Linked DNA regions of Homo sapiens: region 2 is linked to region 1. Evidence: chromatin loops called from intact Hi-C (ENCODE). Cell type or tissue: natural killer cell. All regions are shown on one strand.

What was found. Hi-C counts contacts between places; a loop is a spot of excess contacts. Peaks named below come from ENCODE experiments on the same cell type or tissue, not always from the same donor. Only the 100,000 strongest peaks of a DNase experiment are listed, where the experiment ranks them.
Region 2: a loop joins it to region 1, with 4 times the contacts of the local background. A loop is called at or near these places in 1 of 110 quality-filtered maps.

What each region holds. Positions count from the first base shown.
Region 1 is chr1:91,545,266-91,553,265 of GRCh38, forward strand. All of the region lies in intron 3 of LOC102723436 (a long non-coding RNA gene), which reads right to left. Among named protein-coding and RNA genes, the nearest start is that of CDC7, 48 kb to the left of the region's middle. In natural killer cell, no CTCF peak of the experiment used is centred here; DNase peaks (open chromatin) are centred at 3,276, 3,946, 4,266 and 5,876; H3K4me3 peaks cover 263 bases; H3K27ac peaks cover 8,000 bases.
Region 2 is chr1:91,749,762-91,757,761 of GRCh38, forward strand. All of the region lies in intron 4 of TGFBR3 (transforming growth factor beta receptor 3), which reads right to left. Among named protein-coding and RNA genes, the nearest start is that of TGFBR3, 130 kb to the right of the region's middle. RefSeq lists an enhancer at 3,175-3,675. In natural killer cell, no CTCF peak of the experiment used is centred here; a DNase peak (open chromatin) is centred at 4,300; H3K27ac peaks cover 994 bases.

The DNA.
Region 1 (8,000 bases):
CAGTATCTCCTCCTGCTTTCTTGCCTAAAAGACTTATGCAACTCATAAGATACCATCTCTCTCTCTCTCTCAGAGGTCCCTCTGGAGCAGCCTCATCCTCAGCACCAGGGTTTTAGTACCTTGGAGGAGTAGCACTTGCTTTTTGCCCCCTTCCATGGGGATTCAGTGAGAAGGAATTAAACATTAACTAAAATGTTTGGAACTCTCATGAAAGATCTTTCCTAAACCCCAAAAGGAGCTGAGAATGAGTCTCAGGAGAAGACCCTGACAGCTGAGACCTTCCTAGGCACTGTGGGATTCTGCAATTAGCCCCCATCTCTACCCTCCAGCTGCCTGTGCTCTCTTCTGTCCCATGCTCTTCAGAGCACCTGCTACACTCCAAACAGGCTAATCCCTCTAAAACCCCATAAACCCACCATGCTCATCCCCCGGGCTTTGGCTATGCTGCCCCTTCCCTCCTGGAACGCCTTCCCACTTTCCTCTGCTTGTCCATATCCTGCCCGTCATTCAGCACCTAACTCCAGTTCTTCCTCTTCCACAAAGCTTTTCCTGATCACTCTGGCCCTCAGAGATATCTCTACAGCTGTACTCTGACTGCCACCCAATTTAGCACCTGATCACAGCGGGTTTGTACCATGTAATTAGTATAGGTTTTCCCTGGCCACTTGGATGTAAGAAACTTCACATTTATTTGTTATACATTATGATCTCTGGTTTGGCGCCAGCCACGAACACAATGAGAGAAATCCAGTATCAGCCACTAACAGGGACGCCCCCTCCTTTCTGAGGTTCCTGTAGTGGCTGTTGGGGCTGGCCTTTCTTTCAGCACACTATTATCACTGCCAGGTTATTCACTGTCTATGCCCCAAAGCCCATTAGGTAGGCAGTGCCGCTATGCTGAGCACAGTGCGACTTCTCAGCAAATCCTTGTTGACAAACTGACATAGGCTGTGCTAAGGTCCCCTCCTACTACCCTCCCAGGACCTGTTCTTTGTACCTCTAGGCACCGCGCAGTTTCCCAGTGCGCCTCGAGTCCTCGCAGGGCCGGGCAGTGGCCACCCCGGATTGGCTAGCCTTGCCCCCTCGTGATCATGGAAGTGGGCGGGGAGCGTGGTGAGCGGATGCTGCTGGAGTGCTTGAACCCCGAGGCCTGGAGCGGCAGTCAGCACCCCCACGCCGAGTCCCTGGCAGTCCCGGCCTTCCGGGGGCGGCCCTGGGGCCTCGGGCAACTGCATCCACGGCCCTGGAGCCCATCATGTCCCATGGTTCACGTTTTTCCGCCTGGAAACTGCATGCCTGTCTTTCTGCTTTGCCAAAGTTTCCTTCGCACGAGGAGGGCCCTGAATTACAGAAGTCGCTTTTCTCCAGTCAGTTCAAGCCAGCCTGGCGCGAGTCCCTCATTCTCCTTTGTCAACGAGGCAAAGACTCAGTTGTTCACCCAACTGTGTCTTGCTGGGGGGCAGCCCTTTCCCTGCCCTTCCCTCTCTCTCAGAAGCCCCAAGTGGGCCTTTCCCCGACCCTACTCTGAGCGCGTGGAAAATCTGCTTCGGGCGCAGATCTCGAGTAGTTGGCCTCCCCTCATTTCCGTCTTTCGCTTCTGCCCGCGTGGGGCCACTTTGGTATAGGTGGGAATTAAGCCGGGGAGGGAGGAGTAGGTCGGAACAGTTTGCAGCTGGCGGCTCGCTGATTGGGTGTTATTTTACAGCTGGGCAGAAATGACCGCGGTAGCACTCCTGGGGAGGCCTCTAAAGCTGCAGACACGATGTGTCGCGGGACCATCCAGTTCTGGCCCCGTGCAGGAGGACAGGACGCCGTCTGGTCGCTGCCCTGGGCGCTCAACATGGGAGCTGCCAGAGGAGAGCGCCCTGTGAGTGCCTGACAAATGGAGGTATTTCTTTCCAGGTTTTACAACCCGATGTATTTTCAGGGAGGACCTTCCTAGGTACCTCCACTTCTCAGTCTCTCAACTCAGCAGCCTCCATCCATTTCCACGAATCCGCTGGACTCGCTCCTGCAAAACACGGTGTGAAATTGACTTCTAACTGGAAGCCTTTCTTTTCCAACCCCATCCACTGCAATTCTTCTGTTTTCAGCACTCTGGTGTTCTGTGTTTTTTGTTGTTGTTGTTTTTGTTTTTGTTTTTTTCATGTGTTTAGCTCGGGCTTTGAAAGAATCTGAAATCTTATCTTTTAATTTCAAATTCCCTAAAGCCACAGAGTGCATCTTTCCCTGTCCCACACAGTGCCTAGTTCAGTTCTTGTCCCACAGTATATTAACCAACTGCCACAAAGCCTCATGTATGCCACACAACTAAACACCAGGACGTCTGAAGGAAAAACTCTAGAAAACTCTAGAGTGGCTCTTTGGAGCAGGAAGAGCTGCTACACTCCCAATGCCCTCTGAGAGCTGCCAGGTCCCATGATGCCTTCTCTTGTGTGTAGACTGAGATGTATTCATTAAGGGTAACACGGTGATTTTTTGTTTGTGCTCCCTTAATTAAAAAAAAAAAAAAGATTTGGTGGGAAAGGCAGATGGAAGTTCTTGAAGGGGGCTACTTCAGAGCAGGTCTTTCTGAGCCCCCTTGAAGCACACCGTGTGTGTGTGTGCGTGTGTGTGTGTGTGTGTGTGTGTGTGTGTGTCTGGGACCCCAGAGTCAATCCAGATGATGCTGATATAGTTACATTTGAGAACCAGTGGTAGGTAGATCTTTGCTACTCTAGTCCTCAGGCAAACAGCATCAGCCTCACCTAGGAGTTTTTAAGAAATGCAGAATCTCAGGACCCAGCCAGACCTACTGCATAGAAGTCTGCATTTTAACAAGATCTCTAGGTGATTGGTGTATACACAAAAGTGTAAGAATCCCTGCTTTAGTAATGACTGCTCTGGGAACAAGCTTAAACTTGGGCAACCTGGACCTATGGTCACCCATCCTATCAGGGAGATAGATGGTAGATGGTGGGCTAGGGACAGGGTGAGAGGAAATCTGAGCAGCCACAGATCTGGGGTCCTCTCCCTCCCAAACTGGCCCCTGATTTAGAAATATGGTCTCAAGAGCCTATCTTTCTGTCCCCAGTTTTCACCGTAGACAACTTTCTAATAATTGAACTGTCTGTCCTGCCTGCTAGTTGCCTTTGTTATTATCGTAATCATTAGTGGTTGCTGGAAGTGGGGCAGGGTGTGTTTAGGTGAGCAGGGGGGAGTGTTAATGAGCCCATGGGTCTGGTGTGAGGGGGAGATCCCTGTACCTATCACAACCCTGTGCCTTTATTGCATGCTCCTTTACACACCCTCCACCCCTTGAAGAGGCTTCCCCTGGCCCCCTGCCCAGTAACTTACTTACTATGAATATTCCGTTGCTACATCCTGTTTCTGCTTTTGACTTTGCATCCTGTTCCAGACCCTTAGCCTGCTCCCTAGCCTCTAATCTGACTCTTCCATTAACTGTCAAACCTTCAACAGATAATTCTTTTAGCATCTGCTGTGCACACCAGTAAGTGCTGAAGATTCAAGGTGAACCCAAGACACAATCCCTGCCTTATGGGGTTTACAGCATTGTGTGGACATCCATCATTCACTCAGTCCTCACTGCACCAGAGACGACACTAAATGCTTCACTTGCATAATCTCACTTTTCTCAGTCATAACTGTCAGGTTGTCCCCACTTCATAGTTGAAGAAGCCATGGCTCAAAGACTTAAATAATTTTCCCAGGGTCATAGCTAATTGGTGGCACAGGCAGGAGGATTTAAGCCTAAGTCTGATTGCCTCAAAAATGTCTTAAACCACTCTGTAAAAGACTGTTCTTCATCACTGTATCTCCAATGCTCAGGACAGTGCCTGGTATGTATCACACAATCAACATTTGTGGAAGGAAGGAAGGATGTTGTTTTGAGCCGTCTCTTGGGCTCCACCCTTCAAATACAGAGCCACCTCAAACCCAGCCCTGAGGTTTCTCAGTACCTCTGGGCACCACATCTTCCTTCCTCACAGATCCCCCAGCCCCCACCCTACATCTGAGGCCCTCCCTAATTTATCCCTGCCTCTTAGGGGCAGCCAGCCAGACCAAGAATCCCTTCTTCATCTTGTCTGAGTATAATACATGTAAAGTTGATCCAAGCTTTCTACCTAGAAAACACACACACACATCCTGAAGCTTTATAATTTACACAGCAGTAATAAAAACGTTGAAGGAATTTAAGTAGATGGATGTGGCACAACCTCAGCTCTCCTGATGTTTTACAGACTGCCACACTATACCAGCTGCCTCCCACAATGGCTGTGAGGTGAGAACCTGAGGTGAGAACACACCCTTCCTTCAAGCTACTTCACACTGCCTCCTCAGCATAAACATAAGATTTTCCCTTTTCTATTCCTCTTAAGAGAAAAAGTATAATATAGGCCAGAGGAAAAGTATAATATAGGCCAGAGAAAAAATATAATATAGGCCACAGAGACTGACTTAAGTTTCTTGTGGCACAGATGAGGATTATACTGTGGCATTTCTCTTTTCTGTGACTGGGTGGGCCACGGTGAAATAAAGTCCTAAAATGTATTAAAACTGTTTAGACCACCTAAATTAGAATCCTTCATTTGTTAGGCCTTTCAGAAACATTTCTCGGGACTGCAAAATATATGGTAGGGATTCATTCCATTTTATAGATCAGCAAACTGAGACAGAAGGTGAGTGAGGGAATTGGAATCATACGAATGGTTATGGCAGGATACAGGGCACAGAGACTTTGGCACACTTTACTTTTTCCACTATACCACATACTGTCTCCTGAATTGAACATTTTCATCTTCTTTATTATAAAATGATTCAAATAAAATATATCTATATGTTTTCTTATTTCACTTTTTTTTTTTGGTCACTCTAGAACTGTAAGCATTGGGGGTACAGGGGAGGGATAGCATTAGGAGATACACCTAATGTTAAATGACGAGTTAATGGGTGCAGCACACCAACATGACACATGTATATATATGTGACAAACCTGCACGTTGTGCACATGTACCCTAAAACTTAAAGTATAATAATAATAAAAAAAGAACTGTAAGCATTTTTCAGACATTCACAATGGGAAATTTGAATGTTAAAGTTGGAGAGACTGCGGTTAATAGCTTGAATTTTAGAGTCAGGAAAACCTGTCTGTACTCAGGCAAGATAATTGATATGGTTTGGATCTGTCCCCACCAAATCTCATGTCGCGATGTAATCCCCAGTGTTGGAAGTGGGGCCTGGTGGGAGGTGATTGGATCATGGGGGTGGTCCTTCATGAATGATTTAGCACAATCTCCTGGTGCTGTTCTCATGATAGTGAGTGAGTTCTCACAAGTTCTGGTTGTTTACAAGCGTACAGCATCTCCCCCCTTCTCTCTCTCTTGCTCCTGCTCCCACCATGTAAGACAGGTCTGCTTCCCCTTTTCCTTCAGCCATGATTGTAAGTTACCTGAGGCCTCCCCAGAAGCCGAGCAGATGCCAGCATCATGCTTCCTGTACAGCCTGCAGAACCATGAGCCAATTAAACATTTTTTCTTTATAAATTACCCAGTCTCAGATATTTCTTTATAGCAATATTAGAATGGACTAATGCAGTAATTAACCTCAGTTTCCTGACAGGTAGATAGAAATTACTAATATGGCCCCCAGCGGCACATGTTCCAAGGAATTAAATGAGATGATATATGATAAGCACTTGGCAGAGTGCCTGGCGCATAGTAAGCACTAAATAAATGTTAGTTGTTGTAATTGTTACTAGAACTATTATGTGAGTCCCTCAGTTTCTCTGAAGAATCCTCCTTGTTTTGTGACCAGCAGTACTTGACCTTTATGGCCAAGATCCAGGCAATTTGTGTCTATTTTTTTCTTGACCTATTTTCTGGCTATAGCTTCTAGTTTCAAGATTGTAACCACATCCGTTTAGTCTTTACACTTATTTCAGACATGATATTTAAACAGATTTTAGTTGATTTTCTGAAGATAACATTAAGTCACAAAACAGACCCCCTACATGCTCTTAAAATCTGATAACTCAGTTCTACAATGCCCATGCCTCAGGGTCCAGAGAAGTTAGATCAGGAAGTGGAGGCACAAGCCCAAGAATTCATATTCCTTTTGAAAAGAGAATTTGCTTACTTTAGCTTCTAAAGCAATAATTGCATCTAGGGCATCAAACGATTGGAGACATATTGCAATAAAGGGGTTTAGTGTATACAAATTCTATTATATCAAAACTGTGTTCATCCCTGGGATTTTGTTGAGTCTAAAAAAGGTATTCTCCAGAAATAGACCTGCTCCCGTGTGACCACTTGAGAAAATTTAATTTAAAAAAGAGTCAAGATATTGATGCCAATTGACATTGGTTTTTCTTTGATGCAGAATGACAAATATGCCATCTTGTAGTTCTCATTTGAGACACATCCCAACTTGGCCATTCAGTATATTTACAAATCTATCTCAAAACAAAACGTTTGCTTTTTTATTCTTTTTTAGCCTCCTGGGATTATTTATTTATTCAATAAACATTTATGGAGCTCCTACTATGTGCTAGCCACTTGGAAACATGCTAGAGAGAGACATGAACAAAGTATTCCTTCCCCTATTCTAGTGAAGGGAGATGGCCAATAATCAAACAAACAAAATTCATAAACAAGAAAAGTATCAGAGAGTGGGAAGCACTACACAGAGAATTAGAATAGGGAGATTCAACAGACAGTAACTGGATGACTTCTTTATATCAAGCTGTCAGAAAGGTTCCCTAAGGAAGCAACATTTAAGCAGAGACATGTTTAACATTTGAGTAGAAGAGGCTTCCTGGAAGAGGAAAAATTCTGGATCCAAGGTTCTAGGACTTGAATAAACATGACATTCTGCCTCTGATCTCCTCAATTCTACCTCATTAAATTGTGAACTTCAGAGGGTCAAGAGCTGGATGATCCATTTTTATGATTAGAAAGTGATTCCTTCAATGAACCTACTACTTCTTCCTACATTCTTGTTAGAACTTTCTCAGCTATGAATCAGACTTTTCCAGGAAACTTCTACAGTCTTTACTTTGGTGACTACAACCACAATACTCAGTTGTTCCCAAGCAGAAAACTGAGGTTCATTCAAGACTTCAGTATTTGATCAAGATATTTTGCTTGGTAAGCTGGCTATTTTTTGATATAGTTTTATTTTCCCCATCTAGCTGGAATAAGATCATCAAAGTTGGTCATCTTACCTGACATAGCCTAGATATTTTCTTCTTCAGTACTAAACTTAGATGTCCCCACCTTTACAGAGTACATATTAGAGTAAGCAAGGCTAGGTTATAGCAAATAAGCCCCATAGTCCTTCTGTGGCTCTCCTCTAAGCAGTGACTTAGAGATCCTTATTGTTTTCATCTTATATTGCTGCCATCTGGATTCAGAGGTTACAACAGAAGGGAAAGAAAGTGGGAACATGGACAGTTGCACAGTGAATTTTATGGCCAGGCCTGAGAGTAGCATACATCATTTCTGCTCTATCCTATTGGATATCCAGTCATGTGGCCCCAACCTAAGGACTCCTAAGGGTGTCTGGGAAGTGTAGTTTCCCATGTGCTTGGGAAGTGATAGATGGCATGAAATTTGGCGACCCCCAAAGCTTTATCTCTGCTATAGGAAGCCACCCTTCTCTGTTATTCTCCTCTTCAGTCTGGGTTAGGTGCCCCTCTTCGACTGTAGCACAGTCTGATATATAATAGGCACTAAATATGTTTGTTGGTTAGATGAAATGAAAGATGGATTAATTGTAACCTAAGATCTTACGTCTATTAAAAGAGTGAACTAGAATTAATCAGTATTGAATTGGTTAATTAACAGAAAATTCTCTATTCATTCAAGGTATGCCTAAGAATTATAGGAAGAAATTGAAACTACACTGTTAAAAAATAGACTAGATTGGGGATCCCTAGGAAATTCCTTTTATTATTTCAACACACAACCTTAGTAGCCAAAGTCACTCCAACTCTCCTCCCC
Region 2 (8,000 bases), 200 kb after region 1:
CCCAGAGTCTCCTGGTAGACAGTTGGGGTTTCTTTCCCCTCCTATTACATGGAAATAAAATATTCTGCAACCTTCCTTAACAAAACAGTCACTTTTTCTACCGAACAGCTCTCTGGAGGCTGGCCACCACGTCAACAAAGGGCACCAGAGATGTGACATTTGATACAATTGCCCAACACTTGGGAAGGGCAGATGCATCTGATTACCAGATTAGCCTTAGACAATAAAGCCTTAAAAGACGTTATGGGACTCCACACGAAGAAACACCAACCTTGCCTCCTCAGTGAAAGTGAGTTTATTTGACCTCAATTTGTTGAATGAAAGCAAAGCCTTCACAGGGCTGCAACCCATGCCTGCACACAGACATGACGCAAGTCCAGCCAGAGCCAGGAAAAGTCTACACTTGCGTGAACCCTCCTGGACAGTAGGTCTTCCTCAGGAAAAATACACCCAGGCAAATCTCCCAGGGGCCACGGGCCATTCACTCACTCACAACATTCACCAGCCTTAACCTAGCAAGTTAGAATAAATCCCAGGGAGTCTTTCAAAAACCCCTTCTGGACCAGGTTTACCAGTTGAAACTGGGCTCTTTCCAATGTTCTAATTGCCATAGTGACATTTAGGAAGAGCTCAATGGCCACAATAGGGCCAAAAACTCCTATTCCTAGGAAACAGGAATGACTTGTTTGAACTAGGGTAGTTGACTGACCCTAGTTCATGAGAGGATCAAGACCCATATAATTAAGGCCCTTAAGGACAAGCCACAAAACCAACAGATGAGCAGACTCCGGAATAAAAATGCATGGTACACAACCACTTGGAATATCCCACAGGACACAATGAGTCATTCCACAAGAGACATTTAAAAAAAGAAGAAGAACCACCAGCAATCTTGAAACATTTAGTTATTTAATCTCCCTTCAAGAGAGAATTTATCTGGGGAAAGACCTCACTGCAAAACACAAACTGGTATATCCGGGTCCCTGGAATACAGGGGTAATGCTTCTGGCCGAGCCAAGAGCTGTGTTTGTGTCTGCAACCTTGACCCATTTGCCACATGCTGTTCTCCAGAGCCAACCTCATGCAGGAAGCTGCCTTGATTGCATTTGGAAGAAGAGAATTCTCATTTTCTCCAATTTCTACTATTCTCATCTTCTCCAATTTTCACTATTATTTAGCGTAATAGTACTTAGCACACTAAACTGCAATTCCCAATTTTTCAATCAGCTCTCCCACACAATGGGAAGCTCCCTGACGACAGGCAATTCACCCCAGTTTTCCCTAGATCCTCCACAGCTAGCACAGTTCACAGTCAGGCACTAAAAACTGTGTGTTGGATGAATGAACAAGCACATACATAAACCATCATACCCGGTATGCTAATTCTGTGTTTTTTTCTAAACATGGGGGTGGGGGAACTGCCAAAGAAGGGAAAGAAGGAAATTAGCAAAGAAAAAAATTATTTCCAGATTTTTAAATGTAACACAATAGAATACAGAATTTTTTTTAAAAAAAGTTCCCTTCTCCACAAGCAAACTTGAATGTCTGAGTTATTCTTAGGGCGTTTTTGGACAGACACTACAACCCTCAGTTACACATCACTTGGCTTCATGAAAAGGTAACAGCTGGACATGCACGGTGGTATGGGCTGTGCGTGTCCCTTCCTAGTGCTGCACTGAGCACACATCTGGGGCTATTTAGCAACTGATTGGAAATTTAGCCTTCTGATTTCCAGTTAAATACTAGGCACAGGAAAACAAATAGCACTTGTTTTTCACTGAGTCTTGTCAGTCATCCAAACTCCAGTGCAGACCAGAGAACTGCCTGTGGTTTGGTGGCAGAGGCCCAAAATATTTGGACCTTTTTTTTTTTAATGCCTCTAGTTTAAGTAAAAGGAATAAACTAGATGTTGGCAGCTCCAGCTTCTTCACCCATCCCTCCCCGCTTCTTGAAAATACAAAACTGGTTTTAAATTTATTAATTTACATTTTTCATTAGGATTAAGTTTTGATTTGTTTTTAATCCAAAGCTAATAGCATAGAGTTTAGTTTCTGTCATTTATTGCAACTGCCCTGCCTTGATATTTACTTGGATTTGCTGAAGAGGCAATGCTCAATTTGCCAGTTTCTGTTCCAAATTAAATTGGGATATAACATCTAGCAGTCGTACTATCAAAGAATCACAGAGTTTAAAAGCTGGGAGGAACTTTAGAGATGAGCTAGTACGATCCCCTCATTTTAGAAATGAGGAAACGAGGTCTGAGTAGTTAAGTGATTTTTTTTCCCGATGATGTATATAACTAGTTAGTGGCAGAGCCAAGACTAGTACTCAGGCCTCCTAACACCCAGGCCAGGGTGTTAACTGGAAACAAAAACCTGAATTACCTCCGAGTAGAGCTGCCCAATAAAGTACAGGACACCCAGTTAAAGTTGAATTTCAGGTAAACAATGAATACTTTTTCAGTATATGTTATGTCCCATATACTACATGGGCACACTAACAAAATGATTTGTTATTTATCTGAAATTCAACTTTAATTGGGCATCCTCTATTTTTATATGCCAGCTCCAGCAATTGTACCTCAAAGACCAAAATCCCCTTCTATGCCCCATCCCCCACTCAAACATACACACATTCACATACATTTGCTCTCTGATTTTAATGATAAATGGCTAGAAAAAAATAGATCACAGCACAGTAATATCGAGAGTGAATGAGGTTGGAAGAAGCTGCTTATTTCTTGAAACTTCTAATCTTAGATACCCTTTTTTCCTTATGAGCATGCAAAGTGACTAAGCCTGACATAAGTAAGCTGGCCAAGGCCTCTGGACTAGGTATTTTAGGTTATTAAAAGCCAGGCACTAGGGTCTCATCTTGAAAACGTCTGCTTGTCCTAGGGCTCCAAGTCTACAGACCTTGCAGGAGAGAATGCTCAAGTTTGGAATACAAATAAAGCAAGATTAAAAAAAAAAAATTAGAGGCCGGGCATAGTGGCTCACACCTGTAATCCCAGTACTTTGGGAGGCCAAGGCAGGTGGACGGCTTCAGCCCAAGAGTTTAAGACCAGCCTGGGCAACAAAGTGAAACCCCATCTTTACAAAAAAAAAAGTCAAAAATTAGCTGGGTGTGGGGGTACATGCCTGTAATCCCAGCTACTCGGGAGGCTGAGGTGAGAGGATGGTTTGAGCCCAGGCAGCAGAGGTTACAGTGAGCCGAGATCATGCCACTGAACTCTAGCTTGGGCTACAGAGCCAGACCCTCTCTCAAAAAAAAAAAGAAAAAAAGAAAAAAAAATCAGGTACATGGAATAAAGTAAAAAGATACATTTAAAAACCTAGTCCCTGCCCAGCACTGTGGCTCGCGCCTATAAACCCAGCACTTTGGGAGGCCAAAGTGGGTGCATCACTTGAGACCAGGAGTTTGAGATTAGCCTGGACAATATGGCAAAACCCTATCTCTACAAAAAATACCAAAAAAAATCAGCTGGTCATGTTGGCATGCACCTGTAGTCCCAGCTACTCGGGAGGCTGAGGCAGGAGGATCGCTTGAGCCCAGAAGGTTGAGGCTACAGTGAGGCATGTTTGCACCACTGCACTCCAGCCTGAGTAAGGGAGTGAGACTCTGTCCTCAAAAAAAAAAAAAAAAAAAAAAAAAAAAGTGCTGCAGCAAGTTTTTACTAGTTTTATGAAATACAGTCCACATACCATAATATTCAGCCTTTTAAACTGTACAATTCAGTGTTTCTGTGTGTATTCACAAGGTGTGGTATATTCACCACTATGTAATTATAGAACATTTTTGTCACCTCCCAAAAGAAATCTCGTATCATTAGTAGTCATTCCCCATTTTCCCCTCCCATCAGCCCCTGGCAATTACTAATCTACTTTCTGTTTCTATAGATTTGCCCATTCTGGACATTTTATATAAATTGGAATCATACAACTTGTGACAATTAGCATCTGGCTTCTTTCACTTAGTATAATGTTTTCAAGACCCATCTATGTTGTGGTATGTATCAGAACTTCAATCCTTTTTATGGCTAATATTCCATTATATGGATATAGCACTGTTTTCATCCACTCATCTGTTGGTAGACATTTGGGTTGTTTCCACTTTTTGGTTACTGTGAATAATGATGCTTTGGACATTTGTGGACAAGTTCTTGGGGACATGTGTTTTGCTCAGTTTTCCACAGAACCATTTTACATTCCCACCAGCAATGTATGCGTGTTCCAATTTCCCTACAGCTTTCACAACCCTTGTTATCGCCTTTTTTATTAAAGCCATCCTAGTGTGAAGTGGCATCTCACTGTGGTTTTCATTAGCATGTCCCTAATGACTCATGATATTGAGCATCTTTTCATGTGTTTTTTGGCCATTTGTGTCTTTTCTCTAGAAACCGTGTATTTAAATTGTAGTATGTCCTTAAAGACAACTTCATACTGTGGCTCTCATTTTAGCAAATTCAGGTTGAAGGTTCAGGCATCATCACCCAGTTAAGTTATCTTACTTTTTTTTTCAGTGTAGAAATGAATGCATAAATAAAAACAGGCTTATGTGATCCTTCTAAGAGATTATTTGCAGTTTCAACATGGCACACTGAGAGGGTAAGATGATTTTTATTTCTGATTGTTCTCTGGGCCACCCATACACCCTGCAAAAGGAAAACTATAAGATTATTACAACTTCATCACGTGTGTGTGTGACTCACACTCAAAGATTCACTACTTGAAACTCAGCCTGAAAGCATCACTCTTCATCCCACTCATATTTCCTAGGTAACCAGAATAACCAGATAAAGGAGCTGCACCTGCAGAGAAAACCAAATCCCACTTTCTCCCTGCCTGACACGTTCCCTTCTTGCCTGTGCTGTGAGGGGGTGAGAAGGACTGAAATGATTTGACAGAAAAAGACAGATGCCTTTATTACTAGTATTAAAGTATGTTTTCAGTCACCCTCAAGGGTGGCTGCGATGTCCTGGGTAACATAAGGCCCTCCTAACTAATTATGAAAGTTTTCCTTTTTTAATTTGGGCAGTCATAACAACACAGACATGTCCATTTAAATAAAAAGGTCACCCTGATAAATGAGTAGATGCTATTACTTGAACTTTTCTCATTGCCCTATTTAAAAAAAAACAGTTAAAAGTTCTGTAACTCTACGTACACAGTAGACAGCTCTGAGACAGAAATGCAAACCATCCAGCAGCATATCAGGAAACAGGCAAGGATACATGCATCGTGGACTGAGAGTCAAGAGACCCATTCGCTTTCCACAGCTCCTTTAGGCTCCCTGGGTAACCTCGGAGAAGACAGTGATGAAAACGGTGAAGCCTGAATTTCCAGAGATCCCGTGGGCCCTCTGAAGTGTTTGATGAACACTTTATATAAAATAATTTAGTTATCTTATCCCCAAACTTTAACTCTTAACTATACAAATGGATAAAGAGAACACACTACTGGATTTCTATTGATCACCAGACCCTCTGTGGCAAAGGCTATCAAGGAGATGAGGAGAAACTAAAATTCATTTCAGGCCACAGAGAGGAAGGGAAAAGCCTGCCCAAGGAGAGTGGCCCAGCTTGTGCAAGGACTTGCATCACTCGTTGTCTGCTGATGTGAGAACGTGAATGAACAACAGATGTTCCATCGTCTCTTCCAGGCCAAGAAGAAATGTGCAGACGGGAAAAAAACCGTTTTCCCTAAAGGAAGCCTGCTGGACAACAAAGCAGAGTTCAGGTGTCCTGGAATTTAAATCCTTGACTTCTCCTGATGCTGCCTCCCACGTGTTGGTAATTTTAGGCTCATTACTTGATCTGCAATCTCCTTACATGGGATTGATCCAAATGGGGCTGACGTTCAATTGTTTACTAAAGCGGCCACCTTCTTTCATTGTTAGTGTCTAAACTGATGACCAAGAAGCAGTTTTTACAGATTTTAAGCAAAATTAAAGCAAATTAATAACTAAGAGTAAGACACTTTCCGTCAAAACCCATGAACTGGCAGACTGAAGAAAGAATCCAGGCAGCGATAAGTACAACTATGACATACGTAGCCCACACTTTCATCTGGACCTATAGCCCAGAGAAACAGAACCCCTTTTGATCTGGGGCCAGCCAAACTAGATATTTCATAAATACAGATGCAAATTCAACACCCGTCCCACATGCTCTTTACTGTGACTAGAAATAAATAAGAGCAGCAACAGCAGGTGATGTCTATAAACATTTTATATGTGATCTCACTTACTCAAGATAACAGCCCTATGATGCAGGGCCTGAGAAAAATCCGGCTTAGAGAAATTAATTTGCCCAAGGTCACTGCTTGGATCTAAACCAGGACATGCACTGCCTTTGCTCATAATGCCTCCATAACCTGCCCACTGTGGTAGCCACTAGCCTCACATAGCTACTAAGCACCTGAAATGTGGCTAAGCAGGACTGAAGAACTGTAATTTAAGTAGCCACGCACAGCTATTTCCTATAGTATTGGACAGTATAGCTCTACAGTATGAGGGCTAAATGTGCATATGACTTTATGATCAGAGCCATTAGTATTACTATCACAAGTAACTTTAATTAGAGGAGACTGACAGTGATTATGAGTACGAAGGCAGACAGTTTAGCATAACAGCTTGTAGAATGGGTCCCATCTAGGTTTGAGTACCAACTCTGCAAGTAACTAGCCATGTGATTTGGCCCACTACTTAACTTCTCTAAATCTTAGTTCTTCATCTATAAGAAAGGATCTACACTATGGTACTGTAGAAGGCTATCGTGAGAATTAAAGTATTAGAGCATTTAGTGACCTGAAATATCCTAAGTGCTAAATAAATGTGCTAGTAATAACAACTAAATAATTACTGATTTTTGATTTTTGGCCTTTTTAATATAGAATAAGAGTTGCAATTCCCAGAAAAGGCTACAATAAAGTTATTGTAATGCCCACCTTGTAAATGTACCTTTTGAGTTTAAATGTTTTCTTTTGAAATTAATTTAAATTTACAGCAAAGTTGCTAGTACAAAGGACTCTACTATACCCTTTTAACTAGATTCATCAGTTTTTAAAACCTTGCCACATTTGCTTTATTCTTCTCTATACAACATGTTTTTTTCCTGAATGATCTGACCTTTTAGCCCTTAATCTTAAAGAGTATTAAGTATGTTTCCTAAGGATATTCTCTTACATAAAAACAACATAATTATCAAATTCAAGGAATATAACATTGATATAATATTTTAATCTATAGGCTCAATTATAATTTATTTATATAAAATACAATCCACTGTCCCCCTAATGTCTTTTATAGCAGCTGCCCCACTCCCTACCCAACAGGATCCAGCTCAGGATCACATGTGTCTTGTCTTTTTGTCTCCTCTAATCTGGAATGGCTCCCCAGCCTTTCTCTGTCTTTCATGACTGATACTTTTGAAGATTATAGGCCAGTTATCTTATAGAATGTCGTTCAATTTGGTTTTGTCAGCGTTTCTTCATGATTAGATTCAGGTTATATGCATTTCTGGCAAAAATACCACAAAAGTGATGCTGTGTTCTCTCTCATTTATAGGCACACAGCGTCCATCTGCCCCACATTGCTGATATGAATTTTAATCACCTGGTTAAGGTATCATGGGATATCCCCAAGGTATATAGTCACTATTTTTTATGTGTAATTAATAAGTAATTTGTATGAAAGATATTTTAAGAATATCTAAATATACTACTTCCTGAACTCCCTCCATCTCTGCTAGATTTAGCATCTGTTGATAATTCTTGCCTGGTCAACTTTTATTATGATGGTTGCAAAATGATCATTTTCTAACTCCTTTGCTCCTTCTAGATTTTCTAGTTGGCATTTTACTATAAAGATGAGCTTTTCCTTTTCTCCCTTTTATTCATTTATGTACTTATTATAATAATTGTATTGACTATGGATTCTTACATTATTCAACAAGAACCTTTGAGTTTTTAGAAGTACTCTTCAAACACAGGGGAAAGAAA